2 separate regions of the Homo sapiens genome follow, and region 2 is linked to region 1. The links are chromatin loops, found by intact Hi-C in ENCODE. Cell type or tissue: gastrocnemius medialis. All regions are shown on one strand. Links, peaks and the distances in the headings refer to the core of each region. The heading gives the core; the rest is flanking DNA.

Region 1 (8,338 bases), core at 288-8,287:
AGAAAGGACCACTGTATAATTATGATGTTTAAATTCTGGATCTGATCAGAAATGTAGGCCAACACCCTCGCCTCTCAGCTGGAGCAAAGCAGATATGGTTGTCACCAGGCGACCACAGCCCCATCTCTTTCTTTCTTAAGGTTTATTTGATGTTCAGTAAATTGGCCTTTGAGGTCCCAGTTGTGATTAAAACAGCCTTCTTCAGTCCTTCTCTTGTTCACGACTGACATACGTACCAACTTGGGGGCACAGCTTGGAGTGTGGATCTGGAAAAGACACCATTTCCACGCCTCTGGCCCTGACCCTCCACATGTGTGGCATATGCTGGCAGCTCCTGCCTCTAATTCCACATCATTGCACAAAGCAAGCAAGACTTTGAATCCACCTTGGTTTTGTCCCAGTTTATAGCTTTCAGAAAGCCAGTGGGCTAGTGCAAATGAGCCTCATTTTATAAATAAATGGTGGTGATGGTGACATGATTAAACAGCTTGGGGTCAGAAATGTCAGGGTTTCACTCCCAGCTCCACCAGCTCATAATGTGGATCATTGGCCAAGCCCTTTAACCTCTCTGTATCATGACTTTTCCACTGGTGTATTAGTGTTCTATTGCTGCATAACAAATTATCACATATTTAGTGGCTTAAAACAACACCTGTTTATTATGTCATGGTTTCTGTGGGTTGGGAATCTGGGTGTCTTAGCTAAGTCCTCTTACTCAGAGTCTTATCTGGAGCTCTGGGATGTCAGCAGAATCTATTTCCTTACAGCATTAGTACTCACGGTGACTTGCTTATTAGCAGGCCTCCAATCTCTAACACTTCTTTTAAAGGGCTCACCTGATAAGGCCAGGCCTACCCAAGATAAGCTCCCTTTTGATTACTTTAGAGTCAGCTGATAAGGAAACTTAGTCACATCTGCAAGAGTTCTTCACCTTTGCCATCATATAATCACAGGAGCGACATCCCATCATATTCATGGGTCTGGCCCACATTCAAGGAGAGGGGATTATATAGGGCAGGCACAATAGGGGGCAGAATGTTGGCATCGTCTTAGAATTCTGCCTTCTTCACCTTCCTAAAGGAAGATACTAATAGGACCTACCTCATATGGTTGTTTTGAAGATTACATGAGGTGTTCAGTGTAACAGTAGGTACCCAGCAAGCAGCAGCTACTGTAATTATTGTAGCGTTTTTGACTAGCTACCACATGGCAGGCCTCATTCTAGGAGCTGGGGATTCGGAAAACTGTAACACAAACCTTGCTCTGAAAGAAATCATGACATTTCTCTAGCACTAATAGTTTCCACCCAATTCAAAAGTTGGCAAAAAGCAATAAAGCTTTAATCCAACTAAATGACTTTTTTATATAAAGATTCAGGGTTTGCTTGACTTGTTGGAACCACTGCCAAAAATAAAAAGTGCTGACTGTAATCAAATACTGTAATCCACAGGATTATTATTTCCACTCTCCAGAGCCCCCTGGTTTGACTGCTATTTTGCAATCGGAGGAGCAGCTATTTGGCGCTAGTGCTCCAGCATGGGTAAATGCCAACTCAGGGGTGTCTCAGCCTAGGCTGCCCACATCTGAGTTACCTGGAGAGCTTGTCCAGGATCCCACTTGCCAAAACTCAGATGCAATTGGTGTAGAGTGCACCTGTGTGTTGGGATTCTTTTAAACCCCTCAGGAGGCTCCAGCATACCACCAGGGTTGAAAATTCCTGCTCTAGCCAAAGCTTGATAGTTTCCCAGTGGTCTGAAGACTGAATTCCCTTTTTAACAAAACTGTTAAAGACATGATAAGCCAAAGAGACACGAGCAGCGATAACACATTTTTCCATTTATTTTCAGCAAAGGGATTGAAATTCAACACGTCGCACACCTTTTCAAGCCACTATCGCAGGTCTGGATGTTGAATGTAATTCTGCTACTTTTTGCAGATAACAGCTTGTCTCTGGGTAGAGAAAGGCTGGGATCGTATTGAGAAAAGATTAAATTTCCCACATATCCAGAAAAGCTGATGGTGCTCAGCATGTATTCTGCTTGCTCATCTGATGTTCACTCTGTCACCTACAAGTATTAAGCACCTACTCTATGTCATGCTTCATGCTGGATGCCAAGGCTTCAAAGATCAGTAGAACCTGAATTTTACCTTAAAGAGACTAGAGTCTAATGTCAACATGCAAACTTGCCTTTTCTGTACCAGAGGAGAAATGCTTCTGGCATCAAGGGCATGGAACTAATTTTGAGGTTATAAACAATCTTTAGAATTTGTCTCAATTTGGCTAGGCGCAGTGGCTCATGCCTGTAATCCCAGTACTTTGGGAGGCTGAGGTGGGCGGATCACGAGGTCAGAAGATCGAGACCATCCTGGCTAACATGGTGAAACCCCATCTCTACTAAAAATACAAAAAATTAGCCGGGTGTGGTGGCAGGCACCTGTAGTCCCAGCTACTCAGGAAGCTGAGGCAGGAGAATGGTGTGAACCTGGGAGGCAGAGCTTGCAGTGAGCCAAGATGGTGCCACTGCACTCCAGCCCAGGGGACAGAGCGAGACTCCGCCTCAAAAAAAAAAAAAAAAAAAAAAATTTGTCTCAATTTTCTTTGAATATGTCTTCTCTCTTTCCAGGGTCTCATAACTTCCAGAGAGCAACCCCTTTCCAACTTCCCCTCCTTCTCCGCCCACTCCCCCCAGCAAAAAAAACAAAATTGTAATTAATGATGGGAACTTAAAAATTGCCCAGACTTCCTAGTTATCTCACAAGGAAACAGGGCAACACAGAGCCCCAGCCTCCACTTCTCCCACCCCTCCGAACCCCCAGTTCCTTCTCCCCTACAAAGGAACAGTCTCTACAATCCAGAACAAGTCCTGAGCTAGGTGGGGGCTCATGGCTTCTACGTGCTCAACATTCCCTGCTGCCAGTAGGGCCAATTGCAAATGCAGCAGAAAGCAGATGCTTATTGATTTGGGCTTTGGCAAAAACCAAGGAAGCTGGATTCCTCTTTTGAGATAATGCTGAGCCAGTAGCAGCTGTTAGAAACAGGAAGCCGTGTGGACTCTGGTGTCATAAAAGTAAGACTGGATTTGACGTGCCAATTGCCTGGGATCCAAAGGGGAACTTCTCTCCACTCCTCAGAATGTCATATGTTTCTACAAAGACCTGAGAGGCAACCCAAGAGGCAGTTCAGCTGGAAGGAAACCAGAATTCCTGTTCAGACAAAATGCTCTCCTAAACCCTCACCCCCTTCATTTGTATAGTAAACCTTTATGGAGAGCCTACTAGATACAAGATACTGCACTAAACTATGCCAGTCCATCACCTCCCCACCCCCACCAACGAACATTTTTTTAAATATCAGAATCCCACCATGGTCTCAGAATTCAGCGCCTTGGCAGACTCCAGAAAGAATCATCCTGAGTTATTTTTTAAATGCCTACTCTGGTGTCTTGAGAAAACTGCTACATTAAGCTTACTTTATTCTCTATTTTTAAATTCTGTTATAGTGGTGCTTCACTCTGGGCTGCTGGAAACATTCAGGAACCACATCAGCAAACACCACCCCCGTTCTCCATAACATCAGCTCCTTCCATCTAGGGAAAAGGAAATGATCCACACCTAAGGTCATAGCTGGCCCAGTAGAGGAAAATGTCAAATAAAACCCAGAAATGGAGAGTCGCCATTATTTACCCCTTTGGTGCATATGTGTAGGGGAATAAACAACTCTCTCCATTACATTACATCATTACATTACATTACATTACACTACTCATCCACAACATTAGGAAGTCAGATTGCATCACACCCCTGAAAGCTGGCCAGTGTGAAAATGAGTGCTTAAGGGACATGAGGATGAAATTGTTTACTCTAGGAGTTAAGGTATGTTTTCCTCTAACAGACAGGGGCTGTGTATCCCTAAGTTGGTTTAAATGTGGTCATAAAGTCTAGAATATGACCTGGAAGACTTCAAGGTCCCTGGAAGCCACAGATTTCATAATGGAGTTAGGCAGGCAAGTCCAGGCTTGTTTCTTTTCAGACTTATCATGGACCAGTTATCTAGCCTGAAAATGGATTTTGAAATTGCTGGGGAAACTTCAAAATTACTCATTTCTATCTTGGAAACTAGCTCCAATCTCCTTACAACAGGAGGTGCACTGAGGCATCCCCTAAGACAGGAGTCAGCAAACTACAGCCCACAGGCCAAATTTGTTCTACCACTTTGTATGGTTTGTGAGTGAAGAATGGTTTTCCATTTTTAGATGGTTGACAAATAAATCAAATGAACAGTTTTTTTTTGACACATGGAAATTATATGGAAGTCAAATGTTAGTGTTCATATGTAAAGTTTTATTGAAACACAGCCATGCCTACTCATTCACATATTGTTACTTTTGTGTTCCAACAGCTGTGTTGTATAATTGCAACAGAGACCACATGGCCCACAATGCCTACAATATTTGATACCTGGTCCTTTAAGAGGAAGTTGATTGACCCTTGCACTAAAGTAAAAAATAATAATAATAATAAGCCTGTACACATACAGAAAAATGAGAGGGTCACATAATTTATTCTTTAATTATCTAATTAAACAATCCTATTGTAGCTCCTAATTATCTTCTCCACTCAGTAAAACCCCCACAATGAGAATCAACTCATGTGGCATTAGCAGAGCAACTTACCAATAATGCACCTGGCAAAGAGACTTTTCCACCATGTTCATCACATTCTCAGAACTTCTAGAAAAGCATATCAGAATATCAGGTAGATTCTGTTTATCTCCTAACCAGAGTTTTCATTCTTGGCTATGGGTTGGGGGTCTGCTTCCTTCTCAGCTGCACAAGCCTCTTTCTTGTTATGCTGTAAGGTCAGGCACCCCTAATCTAGCCATGGAAGAAGTGAGTGCCATATATGGAATCCTACGGTGTGGCATTTCTCTCCCTGCTTCCTGGCAACAGATTGGATGCTGCCACTTTCCCTGGGACCTGTTTATCCACCATTAATCTCTTCAAGTCTGACCACCAACAAACCTGTGGGATGAAGCTGGGAATTGTCTTCTCCAATAGCAAAGAGCTTCCTAATGCGTGACGTAAGTCTTTCAAGGATCCCTTTTTATCTCTTATCCTTTGCAGACTGAGAAGTGACAATGTACCCTATACAGGGGTGGGCTGAGTAAACAAGGTGTTGTGATAGACCAAGACCAAAAAAGCAGGAGTAAGGGGTTTCTGTTCACCACCATCCCCACTCTCACCACCCCCACCCACCCCCGTCACCTCTCTGCCTCCGTGTAAGGGCAGCTCGGGGAGAGAAACAAAGCCCTTGAAGTCAGTCATAATGCACAATAAACCTCTCCAGCAATCCTCAAAAAGAGAAAAAAAAATAAGAAATTCTTAAAATCGAACGGTTTTCTGATATTCCTAATGATTTTTTCCAACCCCCTGGGCACCCCTGTTCCTCTTCCATACCCTAAATTTCTGCTCCATGTTGACTACATACGCTGTTATGAGTCTCATCCCCTGATACCTTATCCTGTAGTTACTAGGCTCATTTTGCTTTGTGTGAAAGAGGCATTTTGGAAAAGTTTGGTATTATCCTAACTTTCTTCCTATTATGTTAAAATCCAGAAACGTCCTCCTTCAAAACTTAGTCGTTTAATGTGACAAACTCCTGGTGAGCACTTCCTACATGACATGTAATTCATGTAGAAAGATAAAACGCAGGCATCGTTCTCAGGGACCTTGGAGTCTGAGTGGGACATTATTAAGTATCTCTACTTGATCACTTACACAAGCAATAAATCAACTCGGGGACACAGACCCTTGAAGTAAATGGTGTGGAAGCCCGGAGGAGGAGGAGCTAATTCTGATTTGGGGGCCAGAAAGGCCTGCAGTAGAGGTGACACTTCATTGGAAGCCCAGATTAGGGTCCTGAAAGATGAATAGGAGTTAGGCAGGAGGAGGCAGGAGAGCAATGGGTGGAGGGCAGTGGGTGATACAGCCAGAAGAAGAGATACATGCAAGCTTCAGCTCCTATAGTAAAAATGTAATGATAATGGTGATGATGGTGGTAGTGGTGATGATGGTGATGGTGATGGTGATGTTGAGGGTGATGATAATTATAATGGTGATGGTAGTGATGATGATGACGATGGTGATGGTGATGATAGTTGTGATGATGGTGATGATGGTGGTGATGACGATGGTGACTCTTCTGAAGAAAGGCAAGATGACAAATCAGGAGAAAGAGAAGAGCCAGAGAAGTCCAGGGATGGAGGCCTCTCTCATGTTTCACTGCAGGCACAGCTCTGCACTAGGTCAGCTCTGAACCAATCAGAATGACCAGTTGGGCTGGCCCCTTTGAGGTCCACTGGCATCAAGCTGCTGCTCTTCAAGGTGAACTCTGGAAACTACCTTTTTTGGAACCCAGTCTCCAACCTGACGCTGCCTAAATTAATTTAAACTTGATGCAAGAGAGTGACAGCCCTTGGGAAAATGCTTGCTTTCACTTTGCTGGGTCTAAGTTTCCTCATCTGAGAAGGAGGATATTTGATCTCTGAAGTCCCCGATGACCTCTGATTTTTGCCAGCTCCTCTGTCTCCTGCCTGCCTCCAGAGCTTCTATCTCAGTTCCTGTCTGGCATCTTTATGGTCAATGCTGGAAGAAATAAAACAACACACATCTTTGTTTCCTGCTGTGTGGGAGGCAGGAAATGGCCTAACTCCCTAATTGCCATGAGGTTCTTGTGGTGTGTCCAGCTGCCCACTCCTTAGCACACCCCCACCCTCCCAGGTGTCTCAGCCAGAAAGGAGGGCACGCTCGGCCATCAGAAGCTGGAATCCATTCACCACAACCACCAGTTGCCAACCACACCCCTGGCTGTGTGGAGTATAAAATAAGTCAAGATGTGGGTAGAGGTAGCATTTGCTGAGCCTCCTCTGAACACAAGGCGGATGGTCAAGCATGGCTGAGGAAGGTTTTCTGGTCAAGAATCTAGGCTGGGCATCATTCTCCCAGTGACCACACGTGGACAGAACAAGAGCAGGTATGAGCTCCAAGGGAGAAACTGATGTACAAGCCAAATTTGGGCCTCTGTTGTCAGTCCAAATGAGCTAGACCAGAAGAGAGAAACCAGTTGAGAGTGAGATAGTCAGGAACTAGGAAAACCAGCGGAGATCTGGGGTCAAAGCAATTGGAAGCCAAAGTCTGGTGCTGCTGGAGCTGTGGCCCCAAGCACAGGAGTTGCTGTTGATAAACCAACCTGTAGACCTGTCCTGGGCAGGAGGCTATTGTTAAGGAAGACTTCCTGGTTGGCAGAATTCACTGGGCACCCTATGTTGGTGTCTTTCCTAGTGGAAGGCAAATGGGGTTCCTTTGCTTCTCGGTTTCTAATAGAGGCAAGATGAGAATTGCAAGACAGGACCCCTCATCACACATCAGATCCTACCTCCTGACTCTGGGAAGAATGACTCTCAACCCATGACATTCTCGTCATGCCTTTTTTTAACGTAAATCATGCAATCTCATGGCTATAAAAAGATCTTAATCAATAATGCACTGCAGAGATGAGTGACGAGGCAAGGTCTCGTAGTGAGTGGCACAGTTAGAGCTAGAGCTCAGTCCCAGGTTCCCAGCAGCAAATAAGGGGATGGCTCTTGTGTCTGCCTCCCCAAGCCTACAGAAAACTTTGTGTCTGCCTCCCCAAGCCTACAGAAAACTTTGGTCTGCCTCCCCAAGCCTACAGAAGACTAAGAAAGATAAATGGAAGTCCACTAATAAACGAGAGGCATGAACAAGAACCGCCTGCTTTAGAAAGTACACCTTGCCTTGGAGTGGGCACGTGGTACTTGGTAACCACATGCTATCTGGCTCCTCTGCAGGCACTGCAGGTCTGCCCCAGCAGGGCCCTTTCCAGCGCTTCATGAACAAGAGGTGGAGAAGAGACTAGCCGGCTGGAAGGAGCGCCGCAGTCTCTAAGGAGACATTGACGTGCACAAGTACTATCAGTCTTGGCTGGTCTTCACCCCTTTCCAAGCCCTCACCACCATGGTGAGCCCTTCTTTTGTAATATGTTTTGAAGTCTTTTGGTGGGACCAGTGGCAACCCAAATTCTTTATCTTTTGAGAAGTGAATTAGTTCTGGCTGCAATCATGCTGAGAAACATACGACCCTAAAACTGAGTGGCTTGCAATAGCAAATATCAATGCTTCTCAGTCATAAGAAGGTGAGAAGCATTCTCTTCCACTTCTGTTCACTGCAAGCTCACAGAGCAGAAGAAAGTCAAGAGCTGAGAACAATAATCTCATCTGCCACAGGAGACTAAATCTAGCCCACTGAAGGTCAGTGACCTG
Region 2 (8,338 bases), core at 311-8,310, 55 kb after region 1:
CATACACAGGCTGGTCTCCAACTGCTGACCTCAGGTGATCCATACACCTCAGCCTCCCAAAGTGCTGGGATTACAGGTGTGAGCCAGCACTCTCAGCCTGGTTATAGTTTTTCTGCATCTTCACTAACACAGGCTACTGCTAACCTTTTACATTTTGACCATCTTAGTGGTTGTAATTTGTATTTATCTTATGACTAATAATGTTCGGCATCATTCCATGTGCTTCTTGGCCATTAAGATATCTTTTGTGAAGTATGCATTCAAATCTTTTGCTCATTTTTTATTGAGTTTTTGTTATCCTCTTACCATTCAGCTGCAAGAGTTACTTATACATTCTGGACACAAATCATTTGTCATATATGAGTATTGCAAATATTTCATCTGAGTCTGTGGCTTGCTTCTTTGATTCTTAACAGTGTCTTTCGAAAAGCAAAGTTTTAAATTCAATGAAGTCCAATTATTATGACTAATTTTTATGATTAGTGCCTTTTTGTGATCTGTGTAAGAAATCTTTTCTTCTCCAAAGGCCATGAAGACATGAAGACTTTTCTCCTCTGTTTTTTTTTCTAATTTTTTTATAATGTTAGCTTTTTCATTTAGATCTAAAATCTATTTTGAGTTCATTCTTATGTACAACGTACAGGTTGAAGTTCACTTTTTGCATATAGATGCCTAGTTACTCCAGGACCATTTGTTGTTACTGATTTTCAACTTTATTAAATGTGTTTAGAAATCAAACACTATATAATTTGCATCATGAAATCTGGTGAGACTTCCTTTACGTTTCAGCATATAGCCAATTTTTATTGTGCTTGAAATTAGTAAGTATTCTCCAGTTGTTGGCTGCAATATTCTCTACATGTCCTTAGGTAAAATTTGTTGATTGCATTATTCAAGTTTTGTGTATTATTGCTGTTTTATATCTACTTATTTTATCAGCCACTGACAAGTGTGATAAAAATCTGTCAGTATGACTGTGACTCTATTCATTTCTGCCTTTTTGATTCCATATTACTGGATCTATACAAATTGAGAATTTTTATACCTTCTTGGTAAATTGATCCTTCTGGCATTATGAAATTCCTCTTTATCTCTACCAGTCTTTTTGCATTAAAAACAGCATTTTTAATCTTAACATAGCTACATCAAATTTCTTTTGGTTAGAGTTTTCATAGTGTTATCTTTTTTTTTCACCTTTTTATTCTAATCTTTCCACATTCTTGTGTTCTTGATATGTCTCTTGTAACCAACAAGGGTCTTCTTTCATTGCAATTTGAGCCTTTTAATTTGACCATATAGTCCATTTGCATTTGACATAAATACTGATATGTCTAGGAAGCTGTATTAGTTTGCTAGGGCTGCCACAACAAAATACCACAGACCTGACAGCTTAAACAATACATACTTGTTTTCTCATAGTTCTGGAGGCTAGAAGTCCAAATCAAGGCATCAGCTGGGCTGGCTTCTTCTGAGGCATCTCTCCCTGACTTGTAAATGGCTATCTTTTCCCTCTGTCTGCACATGATCTCTGCTCTGTGTCTCTGTATCCTAATATTCTCTTCTTATAGAGAGACCAGTCATTTTGGATCACATTTACCTTAATGATCACATTTAACCTTGATTACTTCTATAAAGGCACTATTTCCAAATAACGGTCACATTCTTAGGTATTGGAGGTTAGAATTTCAATATATGAATTTGGGGAAGAGAAGGGGACATAATTCAGTAGTAAGTATGTCATCAAGCAGATAAAATACCATCTATCATGTGTTTTCTATTTGTTCCATCTGTTCTTTGTTCCTTTTTTGTCTTTTCTCATCTTGTTTCGAATTGATTTCTTTATTATTACATCTTTTCTCTATTAGCATGAAAGTTGTACGTGCATTAACCATTCTTTTAGTGCTACCTGGAAATTATAACATGCATCCTTGGCTTATCAAAGCAGAACATTAATTGGTGTCTTTACCTACTCTCCAGACAAAGACCTTGGAACCCTTTAACTCCATTCAGCCCCATTCTTATTTATGTTTAAATTAGCCTACATTTTAAATCTAAATATATTTTAAATCCCACGATGTGTTATTATTATTGCTTATATAATCAATATGAATTTAAATTCATTCACATCATTGCCTAAAAACAAAAGTTCCTACTTTATTTATCTTTCTTTTGTTGTTCATGAAGTGAAACAACACTTCATTTGTCTCTTATGCTATCCTTGTGCAACATATAAAAACAGATATGTTCATCCTCTGGTGACGTAAGTGGAAGAACGACTAAAATTCCCGACTCTATAGAGTCCTAAGAGAGGAACCTACAGAAGTCAGAGGAAACTTCAATATCAAGAAGTTTGGAAAGAGGTAAATATTATAATACCCCATAAAGACAAAACTTCTGCCAAACTGGATGACATCGGTTCATTTCTGTGATGTTTATTTTGTTTTGTTGAAGAGGAAACTAGATGGGAAAAAAGCAAAGCTGAGAGAAAGGATGAGAGAAACATGCAAGGATTGAGAGAGTGTCTAGAGATGGAAAGAGGAGCTCCATGGAGACCTCCCAAGAGAGTGACCTGGGTGGCATAATAGCAACCAACATGAGTTGGAACTCAGAAACTGGTAGATGTTTGTCATTCCCAACCATAGGTCCTGGATTAAAGGAGCCCAGAAAATCATAGCAGAAGCCCAGATATCACACAAGTGACAGCAGAGCAGGCATCCTCCATGTTTATGAACTTCCTAGTAATACGATTCAGCTTAGAGCGCTGTAAATATTGTCAGTCCCTGCTCTTGGGCTTGTGAAAACCTGTCTGGAGCTTTGCAACTTGTGACTATTCAGACTCAATTAATGGAAATGAGCTGTGTTTTTAGGGTGAAAATATCCTTTCCTTTGCCAGCTTCCGAACCATGTGTCTTGCATTTTGAGACGAATCCAGTTGCGATGTTGACAGGTGCAGACTAACTACTCTTTCCACAACAAGCATTTGGAAACATTTTCCTGGTGGTCATGCTGCAAGTCTTGTGTATTAAAACTAGGGCATCAGGTTTGCTAAGTCAGCACACTCAACATAAGATATGTTAGAGACATAACTTCTGAGGTGAAGGGAATGATGGCAAATTTACATCAGAAGCTTTGTCTGCTGGTCCTTAAGATCAGTTGACTAATGGTCTTTGCCTCTGGGGTTTTTTCCATGCTCAGAAATAAGGACAAAGAAAAGACCTACTTAAAGATAACTAAAATGAGGAAATTTTCAGAAAATTGACTCTTTTTATATGATTGTTATTATAAGTTAACATTCATTCTGCTTGCCATGAGCCAGGCACTCATTATACTTAGCTCTTAGTGTGCATTACATCACCTTATTCAAATCTTACAGCAATCCTACCATATAGACACCACTGTTATTCCCATTGCAATAATTGGGAAGGTTTAGTAGCTTGCCCAAGTCAACTATGTGGAAGTGCCAAAGCCAGGAATCAAATGTGGCTTTCTTACTCTGAAAATAATGTCCTTAACAACTCCAATAAACTACACATTAAAATGAGCTTACCACCAGTATTATATCAACAATCGAGTTAATCACCATTACTATGTCTCATCTCACTAAAAACTTGCATATAGATGCATCTGCGCTGGATCTAATCGCCAAATGTCTGGTTCACCAAAGTGGTTTGTATCCAACTTTATGTGCCCTCTGAACTCAGTTGCATATGATGGGCAACAGTAAAAGCCACACTTTCAAAACCACGATGCAGCAAAGTTCTCAGGTGTGCTTCATTATCCTCCTTCCTTCTCCTCTAGCTCCGAATCTTCCACCTCTCCCAGTTCCATACTTCTTTGCCAGAGGCTGAGTGAACCATAGCAGAGAAGGACAAGTACAAGGAAGAGCATTTAGGAGAATGATCTATCATTTAAACAGGTGCAGCATGGAAAAAGAATAGAAACGTACATAGATCTGCACAAATTGCATGGCAATTCATCTGGGACATTAGATTTTGTAGCAAAGTGATATTTTTTAAATATGTATCTATGGTATCTCTTTTTTGGCCTTTTCTCCATTTTTAACAGCAAAGCTAATTTATGTTTATTGGTTAGGGCATAAGGTTGAGCTTAAAGAAGGAAGCAGAGAAACAAACAATATTTTTCCTGGCTCCAATGTTTTAAAAGCCTATGATGTTAGGAGTCTGGAAAGGATTCTTACCTTAGACAAAATGTTCCTCGGAAGACATCTTTAATTAAGGGGAAGGCCATGTATGAACCATATAGACACGAACAAGGAAGTCTCCGTGGTGACATGCTTGGGCCAATGAGGAAGGATCAAATCAGGCGGCAGATATCTTACCCAATGCCCATATAACCAGATTATATTAAAAAGTAGAAAAACCCATGAGACATCCAGTTCCCCTGAATTTAAATACAATGCCAGGGCAGGAAGAAACCTCAAATTAACTGAGATTACATTTTTCCGCCCTAGAGAAATAGGAGATTGAAATATAAATTAGATTGAATTTCAAAAATACATTATAAGTTGTTTTTCTCATACACTCAAGCTTCTGAACAAAGAGTCGTACCTATGACAATTTATACAATTGAATGCAAATCAGGAGAGCATTCACAGCTGACTTCCATCCAAAGGGAATCTTCGGAAAGGATAGAAAGGAAGAGGTTACCGGCCACAAGTTTGGGAGATTTCTGGACAGCAAAAGGGACAGGCCATGCTTCATTGCCAGGTCAACTCATATGAAAGGACAATTTGTCTCTTTGTAGACATCCCAGAGCAGGGACGTCAAACAATTTTGAAACACTTCTTTTTGGAAAAAGAGCCAAGATGTTACATAAAGTTAAAAAAACAGGTTTGCAGCCCAAGGCTCAAGACTAACACTGAACGCTCTCTCAATGTATTAGGAATCTTGTTTCCCTAAAAAGGGAGAGCTAAGCCTTTGCCCTATGGACATGATGCCATTGGTTGCTTTTCTCTTTGAGAGGAGTTAGATATGCTCCCTTTGTAGCCAACAAAGAAAGGGAGAAATCTGAGGACACATCTGTGCTGAATCTAATCGCCAAATGTCCGGTCTCAACAACGTGGGTTTGTATCCAACTTCATGTGCACCCTGAACTCAGTTGATGCCTTGGAGACAGGGCAGGGGAATAAAAAGCAAGAGAGGTGCATTCCATAAAAATAAGAGGCTCTTGACCTTTCTATTCAAAGCACACTCCAGGGATCATCAGGAGCAGCATTGCCTGGGAGCTTGTTAGAAATGCTGGATCTCTGGTCCCAACCCACATCTCCTTAATCCTGGTTTTCACACAAGATCCCTTGGTGATTTGGAAAGCTCATTAAAGTGTGAGAAGCACTTGTCTAGGAAGCCAGCCTCAAGCTTCCGGAAAAATCGAGACTCCTAGCTGTTCCAGCAGGAAGGATTCCTCATTCTGGGAGGTCTTGCAATCATAAGAATGGCATGGAGAAAATGACAGGCCCTGGAATTAGTCTGCCTGAGTTCAAAGCCTAGCTACTTTATCAGCTCTGGAGCCTTAAGCAACAGGCTCTCTGGACCTCAATTTCCTAATCTGTGAAATGGAGACAAAAATGATAATACTAGCCAGGTGTGGTGGCTCACGCCTGTAATCTCAGCACTTTGGGAGGCCAAGGTGGGAGGATCGCTCGAGGTCAGGAGTTCAAGACCAGCCTGGCCAACATGGTAAAACCCCATCTCTACTAAAAATACAAAAATTAGCTGGGCGTGGTGGCGTGCACCTATAGTCCCAGCTACTCAGAAGGCTGAGACAGGAGAATCGCTTGAACCTGGGAGGTAGAGGTTGCAGTGAGCCAAAATTGCGGCACTGCACTCCAGCCTGGGTGACAGAATGAGACCCTATCTCAAAAAAAAAAAAAAAAAAAAAGGGTAATACTGGAATTTAGTTCCCAGGGTTGTCATGAGGATTAGATGAAAGAAAATACATAAAATATTTAGAATAGTGCCTGGCACAAGGAGCCCTCAATAAAAGTTAGCTATTAGTATTTTTAAGAGAAAATGTCTTATGTTTTGGATTCCTAACAAAAGTGCTGAAACCATCTTGGAGAGTTCTTCCATGTTCTTCCTTCTCAGCTACAGAAAACACAAGGAATGATTTTAACTGCTTCTGACCAGTCTATGCTAAGTGGTGGGGCATGGAGCCAATTCTAGGGGGAAAAAAAAATGGCATAGTCACTGTTTCCCAAACCGTATTCATTCCAAAACTCCTTCAGTCTTTTTTTAACCATATCCATATACAACCCTTATGTGTTATTTTTATTTAAGTCAATTTACAATGAATTTTGTTTCTTAAGAGACACATCCAAAGCAATAAATATTATCTATGAAGTCAGTAGTTTAATGTGATTTTTTTCTAATTCACTTTAAAGTGAAACCATAAATATGAAAATTAAAATGTTCACACATACATAAAAATGTTACTTAGAACTCCAGGAAGTCTTTTCATTCCTACATTAGCATTTTATTAGCTCTCAGCTGTAATTCCAAATGTTTTGACATCAAATCTCTCCACTCAAGTGATTTGAGCAAAACCTTTGCTTCCAGCTCATGCAGCCCAGCTGAGGACCAGAGCCACCAAGCAATTTGTCCAAGCAACACAGCCAGTGCAAGGCAGAAAGATTAGACCACAGCTTTTCTGCAGTAGAGACGGCAAAAGCATCCTTATTCTCCCAACAGCACTGAGACAACAGCTGTGTCTGTGCCCCTATTCCTATTCTCTCTGCTTGGTGACTTTTGTCTTGTTCCTGTAATGATTGAAAGTCCCCTTCCTTTCACATCTAATATGATCACTGGATTCATACGACAGAGCTAAAGAAATGATTTCTAAATGTCATGCCTTTCCTTTTGCAGTTTTCCCACATCAGGGGGGCCAGTTTCTTTCGGGGCCATCAAGTTTTTTCTCACATAGCAAATGCAACAGCTTAGGTTTTCCTGCCACCCTACTTTTCACAGAGCATATGTCAAACAATGAGCCTCATGGGCCAGGTTCCCTGCTCCTCAATGATGCACAGCTTCTGCAAAAGGAATGCCTAAGCAAGCTCTCACGAGTGACAGCCTCCGGCCCAATTATTTCTTCTCCATGTTTTTTCTCTGTGAATTATCAAGTGACATTCTAGTGATTCTTGACAATGTTAATTAATGTAAAAGGAAGGAGAATAAATTAACCCAGTCTATCTGCTCTGCTTTATGGCGGGTATGATAATGTTCTAAGACGTTGTGTTATCAACATTCAGTTCCATTTAGTAAATATTTTTGAAGGGCTCCAGACAAGCTACAATTACTAGAGGCTGCACAGGTTTCAAGAGTTGGATCTTACAACCCTTACAACAGAGGGATGTGTCTATTCCATAGACTCGCCAAACAAAAAGTTTTCAACTTGTGTTTATCCGAATCATGCATTCTCAAAGGGGGCAATATTACAACCCTACTCAACAAAATCTTATTCTTTAGTATTTAATTTCTCGTATCAGGGAGAAATTTAATGTAATTTAATTAACTTAATTTACAATTAAATTAGCTTGTCATTTTACTTTAATTTAATAATTTCAATTTAATTTTTTCTGGGGGGAGGATAATAACAGAAAAAACGGTTGAGAAACACTGCTCTAAATGCAACGATAATTCAAATATACTCCTCCTTTGACCCAGCAGTTCCGTTACAGGAAAGGGGTCCCGATCCAGACCCCAAGAGAGGGTTCTTGGATCTCCCGCAAGAAAGAATTCAGAGCAAGTCTGCAGTGCAAAGTGAAAGCAAGTTTATTAAGAAAGTAAAGGAATAAAAGAATGGCTACTCCATAGACAGAGCAGCCCCAAGGGCTGCTGGTTGCCCATTTTTGTGGTTATTTCTTGATGAGATGCTAAACAAGGGGTGGATTATTCATGCCTCCCCTTTTTAGACCATATAGGGTAACTTCCTGATGTTGCCATGGCATGTGTAAACTGTCATAGGACTGGTGGGCATGTAGTAGTGAGGATGACCAGAGGTCACTCTTGTCACCATTTTGGTTTTGGTGAGTTTTGGCCAGCTTCTTTACTGCAACCTGTGTTATCAGCAAAGTTTTTATGACCTGTATTTTGCACTGACCTCCTATCTCATCCTGTGACTTAGAATGCCTTAACTGTCTGGGAATGCAGCCCAGTAGGTTTCAGCCTCATTTTACCCAGCTCCTATTTAAGATGGAGTTGCTATGGTTCACATGCCTCTGACAATTCCACTTCCATTATTTGTCTCAGAGAAAGAGTCCCTGGAAGAAACAAAGTCATTTGTTGCTGACTATATCATCATTTTTAACAGGGAAAACAACCTA

Evidence for each region. Hi-C counts contacts between places; a loop is a spot of excess contacts. Peaks named below come from ENCODE experiments on the same cell type or tissue, not always from the same donor. Only the 100,000 strongest peaks of a DNase experiment are listed, where the experiment ranks them.
Region 2: it touches region 1 in a loop (3-fold over the local background); 3 of 110 quality-filtered maps call a loop at or near these places.

Annotation. Positions count from the first base shown.
Region 1 is chr17:68,693,668-68,702,005 of GRCh38, reverse strand. It overlaps LOC124904049 (a long non-coding RNA gene), which reads left to right and starts at 6,907. Exons shown (of 2, transcript XR_007065887.1): 1 at 6,907-7,032. In gastrocnemius medialis, for the core only: no CTCF peak of the experiment used is centred there; DNase peaks (open chromatin) are centred at 3,045 and 3,805; H3K27ac peaks cover 350 bases.
Region 2 is chr17:68,638,626-68,646,963 of GRCh38, reverse strand. LINC01482 (long intergenic non-protein coding RNA 1482) reads right to left here. Exons shown (of 5, transcript NR_110825.1): 2 at 4,199-4,294. Among named protein-coding and RNA genes, the nearest start is that of LINC01482, 15 kb to the right of the region's middle. In gastrocnemius medialis, for the core only: no CTCF peak of the experiment used is centred there; no DNase peak of the experiment used is centred there; H3K27ac peaks cover 250 bases.